2 separate regions of the Homo sapiens genome follow, and region 2 is linked to region 1. Evidence: read pairs that join two places in POLR2A ChIA-PET (ENCODE). Cell type or tissue: Panc1. All regions are shown on one strand. Each heading gives the region's core, and the rest is flanking DNA. Links, peaks and the distances in the headings are about the cores only.

Evidence for each region. Peaks named below come from ENCODE experiments on the same cell type or tissue, not always from the same donor. Only the 100,000 strongest peaks of a DNase experiment are listed, where the experiment ranks them.
Region 2: POLR2A ChIA-PET joins it to region 1 with 14 read pairs; 2 of 35 experiments call an interaction of 5 or more read pairs at or near these places.

The regions. Positions count from the first base shown.
Region 1 is chr21:35,342,140-35,347,884 of GRCh38, reverse strand. No RefSeq gene overlaps it. Among named protein-coding and RNA genes, the nearest start is that of RUNX1, 300 kb to the right of the region's middle. In Panc1, for the core only: no CTCF peak of the experiment used is centred there; no DNase peak of the experiment used is centred there.
Region 2 is chr21:34,879,589-34,885,333 of GRCh38, reverse strand. RUNX1 (RUNX family transcription factor 1) reads left to right here. Exons shown (of 9, transcript NM_001754.5): 5 at 4,621-4,777. RUNX1-AS1 (RUNX1 antisense RNA 1) reads right to left here. Exons shown (of 2, transcript NR_186614.1): 2 at 282-1,851. Among named protein-coding and RNA genes, the nearest start is that of RUNX1-AS1, 46 kb to the right of the region's middle. RefSeq lists a silencer at 2,362-2,411. In Panc1, for the core only: no CTCF peak of the experiment used is centred there; a DNase peak (open chromatin) is centred at 3,333; H3K4me3 peaks cover 3,417 bases; H3K27ac peaks cover 4,392 bases.

The DNA.
Region 1 (5,745 bases), core at 284-5,283:
AAAAAGCCTAAATGAACACATTTTAGTTTATCGTAGTCAATCAAGATTTATTGTTCAATTTGACTTTTTCAACCGACATGAGTGTGAGATGAAATTTCATTTGGATGCTTTCATTTATCTGGCATTCTTCTAGGTGTTTAGGATGCATCAGAAAACAAAACATAGATCCCTTCCCTCATAGAGCTTGCATTCTAGCAGGAGATAGAAATTAAACATTCATTATCACTGAATGCATCATACTGAAGTTGCTAAATGCTATGAACAAGAGAAGATCAGGATAAGGAGGGTTTGGGTTTCTGGGGGGTGAGGGACAAGTTGCAGTATTACACAGAAAGATCAGGTGAAGCCTTACAGAGATGACAAAGAGAGTGGAATAATAGACATTGGGGACTCAGAAAGGTGAGGGGCTGAGAGGGGGGTGAGGGATGATAAGTTACTCAATGGGTACAATGGACATTTATTGTACACTCTTTAGGGGATGGCTACACAGAAAGCCCAGACTTCTCCACTAAGCAATATATCCATGAACTAACCTTCACTGTACCCCCTAAATCTATGCAAATTTAATAAAGATGAAATTGGAGCAAACACTTGAAGGGGTGAAGTAGTTGGCCAAGAGAGCATCAGAGAAGAGCATTCCAAGATGAGGGGACACCCCAGCACCCAGGAGCTTGGCTGGACTGCACAGGCTCAACTGGTGTCCAGTGGGAGAGAGGACAGAGAAGGTTGTAGAGGAAATGAGGGACTCTCTATAAACTTTGACTGCTATTCTGTGTAAAAAGAACCACCAAAGGATCTGGGCAGAAGAGTGACATGAACCGACATAAGTGATCAACACTGTAGCTGATGTGTTGGGAATAGACCGTGAGGAGCCAAATTAGAGGCAGGGAGAACTTTTTGGGGGCTCATGCTCATCAGGGAGAGACCTTGTTGGCTCAGACCATGGCTGGAGCAGGAGGTGGTGAGAGGTGGTTGGATTGTGGTTATCTTTTGAAGACAGCGCCAAGAAGAATGCAGGAAGTTGAAGAAAAGAGTCAAAGATGACTCCAAGAGTTTTAGCCTGATTAAGCTGAAAAATGTCATTCATTCAGCTGATACCTAAGGAAATGGCGGCTCTGAATCAGCCACAATGCTCTTTTCAAATAATGTGACAAATCACCTTCCAAAGATTCCTCTTCCAAAGGACTATCTGTTTGGGAGAGGACTATCTTCCTCTTCCAAAGAACTATCTAATCCAAAGAATTCACAGTGAACTATGAACAGTTAGATACCTCCAACAAAACACAGGTAATAAAGTTCTAGCCTGACTTTCTGTCTTCCCATGTTGATTACTTCATAAATGTTTTTTGAAGGTTATCATTTACATGGTTGACCATGAAATATTTTTGAATGAGCCAGATAGCAAGTTTGGTGCCACATTTCAAATTCAGTTTGTTTGGGTGGACAGCATCTTATTAAAATAACATTTTGTAGCTTATTCCCATGTGCATGTAGCTGTTGCTTCACATGCAAGCAGCTAACTACTGATGTATGTAGTTTTGTTACAGCTGGTGCTAAAAGAAGACATATTCAATGAATTATTTTTTAAGATTTGAATATTTTATAGTGCTGATTGGGCAGTAACTGTAGAAAAAGAAAAGAATATGAAAAGGCTGCTGTGTACTGTTATTAATCCTAGAGAGTGGCTCTTTAATATAGTCCAGATCACAAAATGTCCTCATGAGATAAGAATGTATAGCCAGAAGGGGCTCCATAAATCAGAGAGCTCAACTTCCAGCATTCAACTGATGAGGAAAACAAGGCACTAGATGTTAAGTAGCTAAGCCAAGAGTGCCCAGCTGGTTAAGAGATAGAGGTACCCAGACTCAAACCAGGGTGAATGAGCTCCTGGTTGGTCTGGGCTCCTCTTTCAGGACTCAACAGGATGCCTAGAAAGCATGAAGACCAGGATTCCTGGAGCAGTGAGACCCATCAGAAGAGCCCCTGTCAGTTTTGCATGGACTCTCCTCCTCTCAGCATCTGCCTCTTTTCCCACTTCAGGCCATTTCACCTCCAAGCACCTTACCCTTTGTGATACTGAGGTCTGCCATCAAGATTCTGTCACCCAGCCCAGCCTCCCCCATCAATGCTCAGACTTGGACCCTGGAAGGCTCTGCTTTCCCACCCTCCTCCTCGTTCACTGATGCCTCAATCAGCTTCAAGCGACGGGAAAATGGCAAAGGACCAGCCACTCATTTTAGGACTGCCGCTCCATACAGGATTTGGGATGCAACCTCCATACCTAGCAGATAATTGGGCTGCGGCCACCTACGGAGTCATTTCACCAGTGACAACTGCCCACTGTGTGACTACCAGTGATATGATTCATCTGGTTTTAAATCTTCTGCTGAGGTCTCCCGCCCCTTGCCAGATCACAGAAGTGGGTTCTTGGCAAGGACTCAGTTACAGCAGAGGAGCCAGTGCCCACAGCCCCAAGCGGCCCTGGTTCATGGGTCTTCTGCGGGGTTCCATGCTCTCCTGTGTCTCTTCTTCATGTTGTTACAATGTCACCAAAGAGTTTGTCCAAGGTAACCTTAAAGAAACTGTAATTTCTTGTCGTGAAAAGAGCACTGGGCAAGAAGTTAAGGGATCAGAGTTCTGGAGAGCAGGAATCATAAGCCTTGCCCTTGGACTTGCCTTACAGAGTTGCCGTGAGCAACGAACAGGTGATTAACATGAGGACGGGCTCTTTGCAGGTGATGGACAGGATTACAGCAAAGCTATGCTGCCTCTCACTTGAGGAGATAATTCCAGTGAGGGGCCAGAAGTTTTCATTTCTTTTCTCATTTATTCAACACTTAGTAAATAGTTTTCCGATGCTTATGGCAAGCAGAATTTCAATACGGCTCCCACGATTTCTGCCTGCTGGTGTGTGGCCCAGCACATATCTAGCCGCTCCTGTCAAGGGATTCTGTAGATGTAATTCAGGTCTCAGATCAGCTGCTGGGATCTTCCTCATGAGAGAGATTCACAGCGTGACAGACATTCAACATGAGGGAGACTTCTTGATTGCTTGTTTTAGAAATGGAGGGGGCTGTGTAGTAAGGAATGTGGGTGGCCTCTACAGGCTGAGGGTGGCCCACAGCGGACAACAAGAAAGGCAGTGGGAATGTCCGTCCTACAGCCTCAAAGAAATGAATTCTGACAACACCCTGAATAAGTGTGAAAACAGATTTTCCCCCAGTCTCCAGAGGAAAACCCAGTTGGCTAACACCTTAATGTCAGCCTCCTGAGACACTATGGAGAACCCAGTCACAGACTTCTAATCTACAGAGCTGTGAACAGATAAAGGGATTGTTTAAAGCTGCTGAGTGTGTGGAAGCGTGCTACAGAGCAATAGAAAACTAGCAAAATGCTTCTAAAGGCAAGAGCCATGATACCTAGAGTCTTGCATCTTCCTAGAGTTGTGAACACAGGGGCCTTGTAGGTTCTCAAATAATAATGAATCAGGCGAAGGCATTACATGGGTTTCCCAAAGCAGGTACAGGTTTAGGCTTCTCTGATTCCCTGTTATATCATCACACCTCTCTCAAGGCTTATAGAAGGTACTGGTGACAGGGCTTGATGTTTTCAAGCGTCTTTTTGGCTGTGCAGAATCCAATGGAGGCACTCAGGGGCGCTTTGGTCCCTGAACTTGAACTGCTTGTGAATTGCCCTGGTCAGCTGGCCATCAGTGCTAGAACATGAACTTGATTTCTAATCTAATGAGCTTCCTGCTTGTCTGCACTTTCTTCCTATTGACTTCTTAGTTCTATGAAGTTCAGCCATCAGGGGTGTAGGTTTATATGTCTGTGTTTGTTTTCTTTGAGCAAACATATTTTCTTTCTTTTCTCCTTAGGCTATTGGGTTATGTTTTTCCCCAGTCTACATAGTATCAGAAATTATAGTTAGGGCTATTATTATTCTGCTACTCTATTTTTATACAACTTTATAAGACTTTTTTTCTTCTTTTTTAATAAGTGCGGTTACATGAAAGCATCTGAGTAAACTTACTTTAATTTCCTCTCATCGTTACGGTCCTCTTGAACATTTTCTCTTGTTTCTTGCCATTCCTCACTTGCTGTGTTCACTTTATTGATTTATTAAAGTATTCCTTGAGTGTTTTTGAACTTGAAAGGAAAAAGGAACCAGTTAAAGAATGGGGGATCCACCTGGTTCCTCTGAAACTTGAAACAAGTGAGGACGGTGCATTTAGAAGTTTTCCAGTTTGTCATATTGAAATTGCCTGAGCGACACCAACACCACTTGCCCTCCTTTTCTGACAACATGAGCACCTACCTCTTTGTCAGGCATGCTGGCTAGGACATAAGATCCTCAGTTTCCCCACCTAAGAAAAGACGCAACAATTATGCCTGTCTCATAGTCGTATCAGTATTACACCTGTTTATTGTGATGGGGATCAGAAGATGCCACTCTAAACTATGCCACTTTGGCATAAAGATTATTTGGGGCTAAAGGCAGTTGAGAATCAGCAGGTGCAGGAAGAGTTCCTCAACCCACCATTAACAGCCTAAAGACAAGGCATACAGTTTTAGTTTCTCTTTGAGGAGGACCTCACCTCCTACACAAGGAGGGAAGAGTGACTCTTTTCATTGAAGAAAGGGAGTTGATGCCAACATGTGTTTGCACAAGCGACCTTACTAAAATAACCCTTATCTTCCCTGAGTCACTGGATTTCCTAGTCACTTCCCCACTATTTATCATACCTTGAGACCCAAACTCTTTTCCCTTTGTTGAACGGCTGTATAAGCCCCTGAGTCTGCTTCTTTGAGTTTCACTCTTTTTCTGGGAACTCTTGTGCATGTAAATATCAAGAAAAATTGTGTACCCTTCCCCCTGTTAATCTATCTTTTGTTAGTTTAATTCACAGGCTCTCAGTTACCAAACTTAAGAGAATAGAGGAAACGTTTTTTCTCCCTGATAATGGATTAAAAAAAAAAAATCTTAGCCCCATATCTGGCATATGACTGGATAAATGTTAGGTATTACATTATTACTTTTCCATCTCAATTCCTTCCAGTTTTTTCAGAAATGGACTACTCACCTGTCTTCTTCACTCAGCTTCATCTATCCTGCAAACCCTGCATTTCAAGGGGAAGCTTGGCCACCCCCAGTTCTGGAGGAACTGGTTTGTGCCTCTCTTGTCACTGATTGCATTTGCATAGCGCTTCACCTCAACACGGCTTAATCATATCTTTCTTACTGAACTACACATTTTTGAGGACAAGAAACCTGTCCAAAACATATATCTCCCCTTACATCTAACTCAGAAACTAACACGTAATAAGGAAACAAGTGGGGACTTCCTCTTTTACCTTCCTCTGTTCTAGTGTCTTACCTTCTTTTTGGAAATGTAACATATTCGTCATCTAAAATGAATTTCTGACTTGCCTTCTTCATCATTCACTTTTCAGAATTGAAATGGATACTTATTTTAGTTCCTGTTTTTTAGTGGAAAATTCCATTTTTGGTAAAAATCTTTTTCCTAATATTAAAGACCTTTCAGAATTTGAAAGCACACTTACCTATCAAATAGATACTTTTTTTCTTGCACATTATACACATCTCTCCTCCTTTTTTTGGCAGGTAGAGTCATCTGTTAGGGCATCTTCATCTCTGTTTTTTTCTTGGATTTTTCTAAATTATATATTTGTTCTATAATATCCAACCTAGTATTTGATAAAAATCAATCATATCGTATGCCTC
Region 2 (5,745 bases), core at 506-5,505, 460 kb after region 1:
GACTCTTTAGGGCACCCGCATTGAGAGGGGACCCAACAGGGTTGGGCCATGGGGTCACTATCAGATAAAGAGCAGAGGCAAGACGGGCTGATAACCACCAAAGGCCATTAAAACCTGGCTGCCCCAATGCACTAGGGCTCTAAGAGATTTGTGGCTTCCTTTTGGGGGGGAAATCAGGGTCTCTTCTGAACTCCCTCCTCTGCCAGGGAACCCACACTCAAATATATTAAAAGACTAAATGATTAATAAATAATCTTCAGGAATTGGAGCAATTCAGAGTCTCAAGCCATTACATGAAAGTATTTATTTTCTTCTAAAAAATGAAAAATTATACATATTGCTTTTATGAGCTGTCAGAATTCTTTCTAGCAGAAACCATAATAACCATAGAGTTTCCTTTTTAAAATGACTTTTGGCAATTCACTTAAAAACAATTAATTTGTTTTATTGAGTGATAATCTATAGGCTACTAAAAATCCAAATACAGAGCTCTTGAAAAAAGTTCAAGCAGATCCCCTGAGAACATTTAGGGGAAAGGAAAGGATAGCAGAGAAATCAGACCATTTGATTATTGTCTGTCACCACCCCAATCCTCATAAAAAGAGGCTTCTTCCTGGAGGAGACCTGCTCACTGCATAACTAGAAGAGTAGACAAAATGTTCAGTGAGACAGTAAACGTGAAGGGATAAAATGTTAGGGATAAAAGCAAGCAAAACATCAAAACCTGCCTACATCCCGGGCTCATTTAGTGTGTGTCCCTGGCTTCACTCTATCTGCCCACCCAACCACCTCACAAGCAGCTTCAACAGAAATTATTACTTTAAAATTTGGATCTTAAATAAGCCGCAGGCAATCTCCCTAGGAAGTTAACCAGTAAATAATTATTATATTCCCTATGGTAAAGAGAAGCAAATGTGAAACAATGATAAGGCCTGATGATATTGATGAAAAGATCACTGAAGGCCTTCTTAGGAATCTCCTGAAGTTCTGTAGGTAAATCCTCTACGTCAATCTTCTGAACTAAAGAGAGATTTAAAATTATGAATTTTCTTTAAAATAGATTACAATAACCCTACTTGCTTATTTTGAGCCCCAACCTGTTCTCCCCCTACTCCTTCCCTCCCATGGAACACCTTTATTTTTTACAGTATGAGAGATACATGTTTTTTACTACTAAGAAAACCTTAAGTTTGCTGTGTGTTTTGCTGTACTTACAGAATTAGCCTAAAAAGCTGTTTTGATGACTTAGGATGTATTTGGTAATACCATGGTGTTATAGCTTGTTCAGGCCCTGGTACACCAGAGTCCAAAGACGTAAACGTGCCTTCAGCAGGGAAGTTCGGAGGTCTTGGATTCTGATGGTAATATTCTTTTCATAAAAAGGAAATAAGTAATATTTTTGTCGGCAAGATCACAGTCCCTAGCTATGCCTTAAATATCATCTCAGCTGAATTCTGTGTTCCACTCCACAGCCTTCTTTGCAACACTGGAAGGTTAACGGATTTGAAGTAAATGAATTGTAACTGTAATTTCAACCTAATTAGAATTGGTTTAAAATGCCAGTTTGGACCGTGAACAGGCTAGCCAAGAACAGTATTGGGAGGTCCATGTAATATAGAAGAGAGTTGATATTTGGCCCAACTTCCTGATACTTTAAAAACAGAGAAGTAAAACAAAATATGAGATATCTTTGGCCAGCAAGTCCCTTCTTGCCTGTTTGGTCTGTGTTAAAATGTAAATGTTTGTGTTTCCTTACCTATTGTTTATAGCTTTTCATTCCAGTTGTTTCTTTTTTCTGTTTGAAGTTAGATATTTTTACATTCTCTCCATATTGCCCATCAGTGACAAAACCTGTATCAAATTAGCACGCATGTTAGTTTTGAATTAAAAAGAAACTTTTTAAACCTGGCTTAAGTATGCTTGTTAACAATTGGACGATATACAGTATTAATGAATTGCCCTGGATTTACTAGTTCCCCTTTACCCACCCGCCTCCACCAAAAAAAAACCCTCAGAGATCAATACAAGGCCAAGTGAATGATATGTAGGTGCCCAAATATGGTTGATTCTGCTGCATTTAAAAAAAAAGAGGAGTGGGAGTTAAACTTCTAATTTTTTTCTTCTTAAGTTCCAACATCAACAGCCTTTTCTTATTTAGCCTCCATGATAATTTTATTCTATGTTTGTTTCGACTTGGCGAAGGTCTCCTGAATTTGCCAAATTACCAATGAGGATAGTATTGGAAAGATGAGAGAGGCACAGGCTTGGAGCACTGTGAGGGGAACAGCAGTAGGAGGCAGATAATTCAGAATACATTCCTGTAGTTATAAAAGAAGATTTATTTATTTTCACCTTTTTACAGATCCAGACCCAACAATGAGTTATTCAGTTTGAAACCCACGTAGTGGAGGCAGTCTCTGTATACCTGCTGAATGTTGAGTTACAATAGAGAAGCCTGGGTTACCACAGGGAGAGGAGGATGAGGAAGTAAAAATATGTGTTCAAAGAGGGCATTTCAACACTGTGAGCTAACTTTACAACGGGAAGTGAAAATCATGAAAAAAAGGGGAAAATTTGTTGTGAGAGACTAAAAAGAGCAAAATAAAGCAAGCCCATTTTTCGGGAATAGAAAAAAAAAAAAAACAGTAGCAATAACCAAATAACTGATCAGGGAGATTTATTTCCGTGATATCTTTTTAAAACAAAAAGGGAATTGTCGTATCACTGCTCTTAATTAAATGGCAACAAACACACTTATAATGGGAACTAAATAGCTAATTAGAGGGTGCTTGGGGAATAAATAGCAGAGTTTTAAAATCTCCTATATGGAAAACATGTCCAACAATTGGAATGAAAGGATTAAAAAGAGAGAAAAGGCCCAGACCTTGTTTGGCAGTGCAAGTTGGATAAAATAGAGGAAAATGCCTCCCTGCTTCTATGAGACTAGATTATCCTGGTGTAGTCTTGGGGTTGGAAGTATGTTCATCTCTCATAGTGAGTTAGTTCGTGTTCTGTGCCACAAGGACTGAAGCAGTTCTAATGAATAAAAACAATAGATAGTCATCTGGAGGCCACAGGGAAAGGGTGATGGCTAAGCAGATCATGAAAATGGGAATCTTGAGAAACATGACTTCGATATCATACAAGTGAGTCTATGGCAGCCTTTTTTACATATAGAAAAAGAGGCCTGAAAATATATACTACAAAAAATTATGTAGCAGTTATTAAGGTAAAAATTGGGAAGTAGGAGGCAGAGGAAGGAGTGATAACACTAGATTAAGGAATGCTTTACTGTTACCAATTCAAAAACAGCAACCAAAAATGATGATGTAATTGGAATGAGTAATATAAATGTCACTACTGACTTTACCGTAAAGAATGTCAGAAATGATCAGAATAAATACAGCTTGGGGCATTTCGATTTGAAGTTGTATGACTGCTTTGAAAAATAGAAACAAAGGAAATACAGCCAATAGTAAATGTCTAGACCAAGAAAATAGTTTCTAGAAGGCCTAAATGATAGCCAAGAAATTGATGCTATTGTACAAAGTATCTTTAGGTCATGCTTTTCAGAGTATTTTACTTTGGAATTCATTTTCTTAATTACCTGAGTATAAAAACATTTATCTACCAGTTTTCTCCAATAGCCCTGATAAGACTTCATACTTACTCAGTTACATTAAATAAATTCCTGGTCAAGATCAGCTGGGCTAGCAGAAAACCTCAGGCATCTGTGAGGACATGAGTTTACACACGCTGAGACTCACAGATACAAAAATGCAACCCAATTCCACCCCTGAATTGAGGGGAGTGCATAGAAGTGAATGTCCCGTCTTTCTGAGGTCTGTTGATTTTGTAATTAGTAAACGAAGGGTGCATTTCTGATTTTTTTTTCTTGTGTGCTAGAATTCATTGCTAGTAAAACTCAAGATAATAGCGATGAGTAGGAGGTATCAAAGATGAACTGTAGAGGGACAGTTTAAGTTACTTAAGAATCGTCAGCAAGATGAAATCTACTTTTAGCAGAAATTGGGTTTTTTTGTGTTTTTTTGTTTTGTTTTATTTTCTAAAAGTAAAGTCTGCACCTTGTTCAGCCTGTTAGTGGAGGTCTGAGCAAGTAAAAGATGGGTTGGATTATAAACTTACAAACACAGGATGTTCTGTTTCTCAAACGGGAGAAATTAAGAAGAGATGCTTGTATTCAGGAGACGGCATAGCTACTCAAAATCCTTGATATCTTGCTATGGTTAGTCTTGTTCCAACTGTGCTATGTGACCTACTATGGCTTTATGAGGTAAATTTAGTATATGTGTCACTATTTGAAAATTTACATATAGTTATACATAATGTATTAGGTTGGTGCAAATGTAACTGCAGTTTTTGGAGTTAAAAATTGCAAACACTGCAATTACTTTTGCACCAACCTAAAATATAATAAAAAAGTGTCTTCTCTTTATAACTTTTCTGTTGTTTTGCTTAAGTTATCATTGCTATTCCTCTGCAACCTAAAAAGAAATCATTGAATATACATTTAATTTTAGAATAATCACTACACAAATGCCCTAAAAGTGTATGTATAACATCCCTGATGTCTGCATTTGTCCTTTGACTGGTGTTTAGGTGGTGGCCCTAGGGGATGTTCCAGATGGCACTCTGGTCACTGTGATGGCTGGCAATGATGAAAACTACTCGGCTGAGCTGAGAAATGCTACCGCAGCCATGAAGAACCAGGTTGCAAGATTTAATGACCTCAGGTTTGTCGGTCGAAGTGGAAGAGGTACGTTATCTGTCAAAACTATGCTTGAAACACGTTTCATGGCAACAAACCCACATTTCAAAATTCTAGTGATTTCTGTGATGGAATCCCTAGAAACTCGGTCTGTCTTAACATTCTTATTGCTATGTCAAGCTCTTAAAAATATTTATTTGAAGTTTAATATTTTTAGCAGAATCTCTATATTATTGCTTTATGTTACTGAGTGGATTTAAGACTGATTTGGAACATGCAACGTAGGAATTGTGAATTTCAAAGAAACGCCTGAGATTTTTACTAAAATGCAAAAAATATAAAACTGACTTTAATGAAACTAGGATTATACAATTACAATGAGGATTCTCTCTTGGATAACAATACAAAAGCTATTTAATGGAAACTGTTGACGTATGATCTGTGGGCTATCTGTGAAAAGTGACAGAGTTTCGAATGACCACTTCTAATAATTTTAGGGATTTCTAGTGTATGATGTTGAAACATGGTTTCAAGCAAGCTTACCTTTTTAGAAAAAGACATGAAGAAATAATGTTAGTACCATTGATGGCAGTATGATCTTCCTGTTGTATTTCTTTTCAATGCCTTATTTAGGAGGAGGGGTTGGGCCTGGTTAGCATTTTAGATACTAATAATATTAGAGATTGGATTATCCAAGAAATTGTTGCATTACTTCAGCTCCATGTGTGATTTTATTTTTCCTTGCCTTTAACTCATTATCAAAGCATTAGAGCAGAAATAGGAATCTTGGCTTATTGTAATTTTTTCTGGTTTCCAATTATTTTCAAGTATTATGTTTTCTTTACATTGTAAGAACCAAATCATATTTTATAAATAGCAACAAGTAGTAAAAGTTTAGTTGAGGGAGGTAAGATAGTTTTTTAAACTCATTTTTTGTAATATAGTACCGATTAAGCTTACAAATAAGTTATTTCAAGTATAATAAAAAGACTTATGGTAAATACCTAAATAACAGT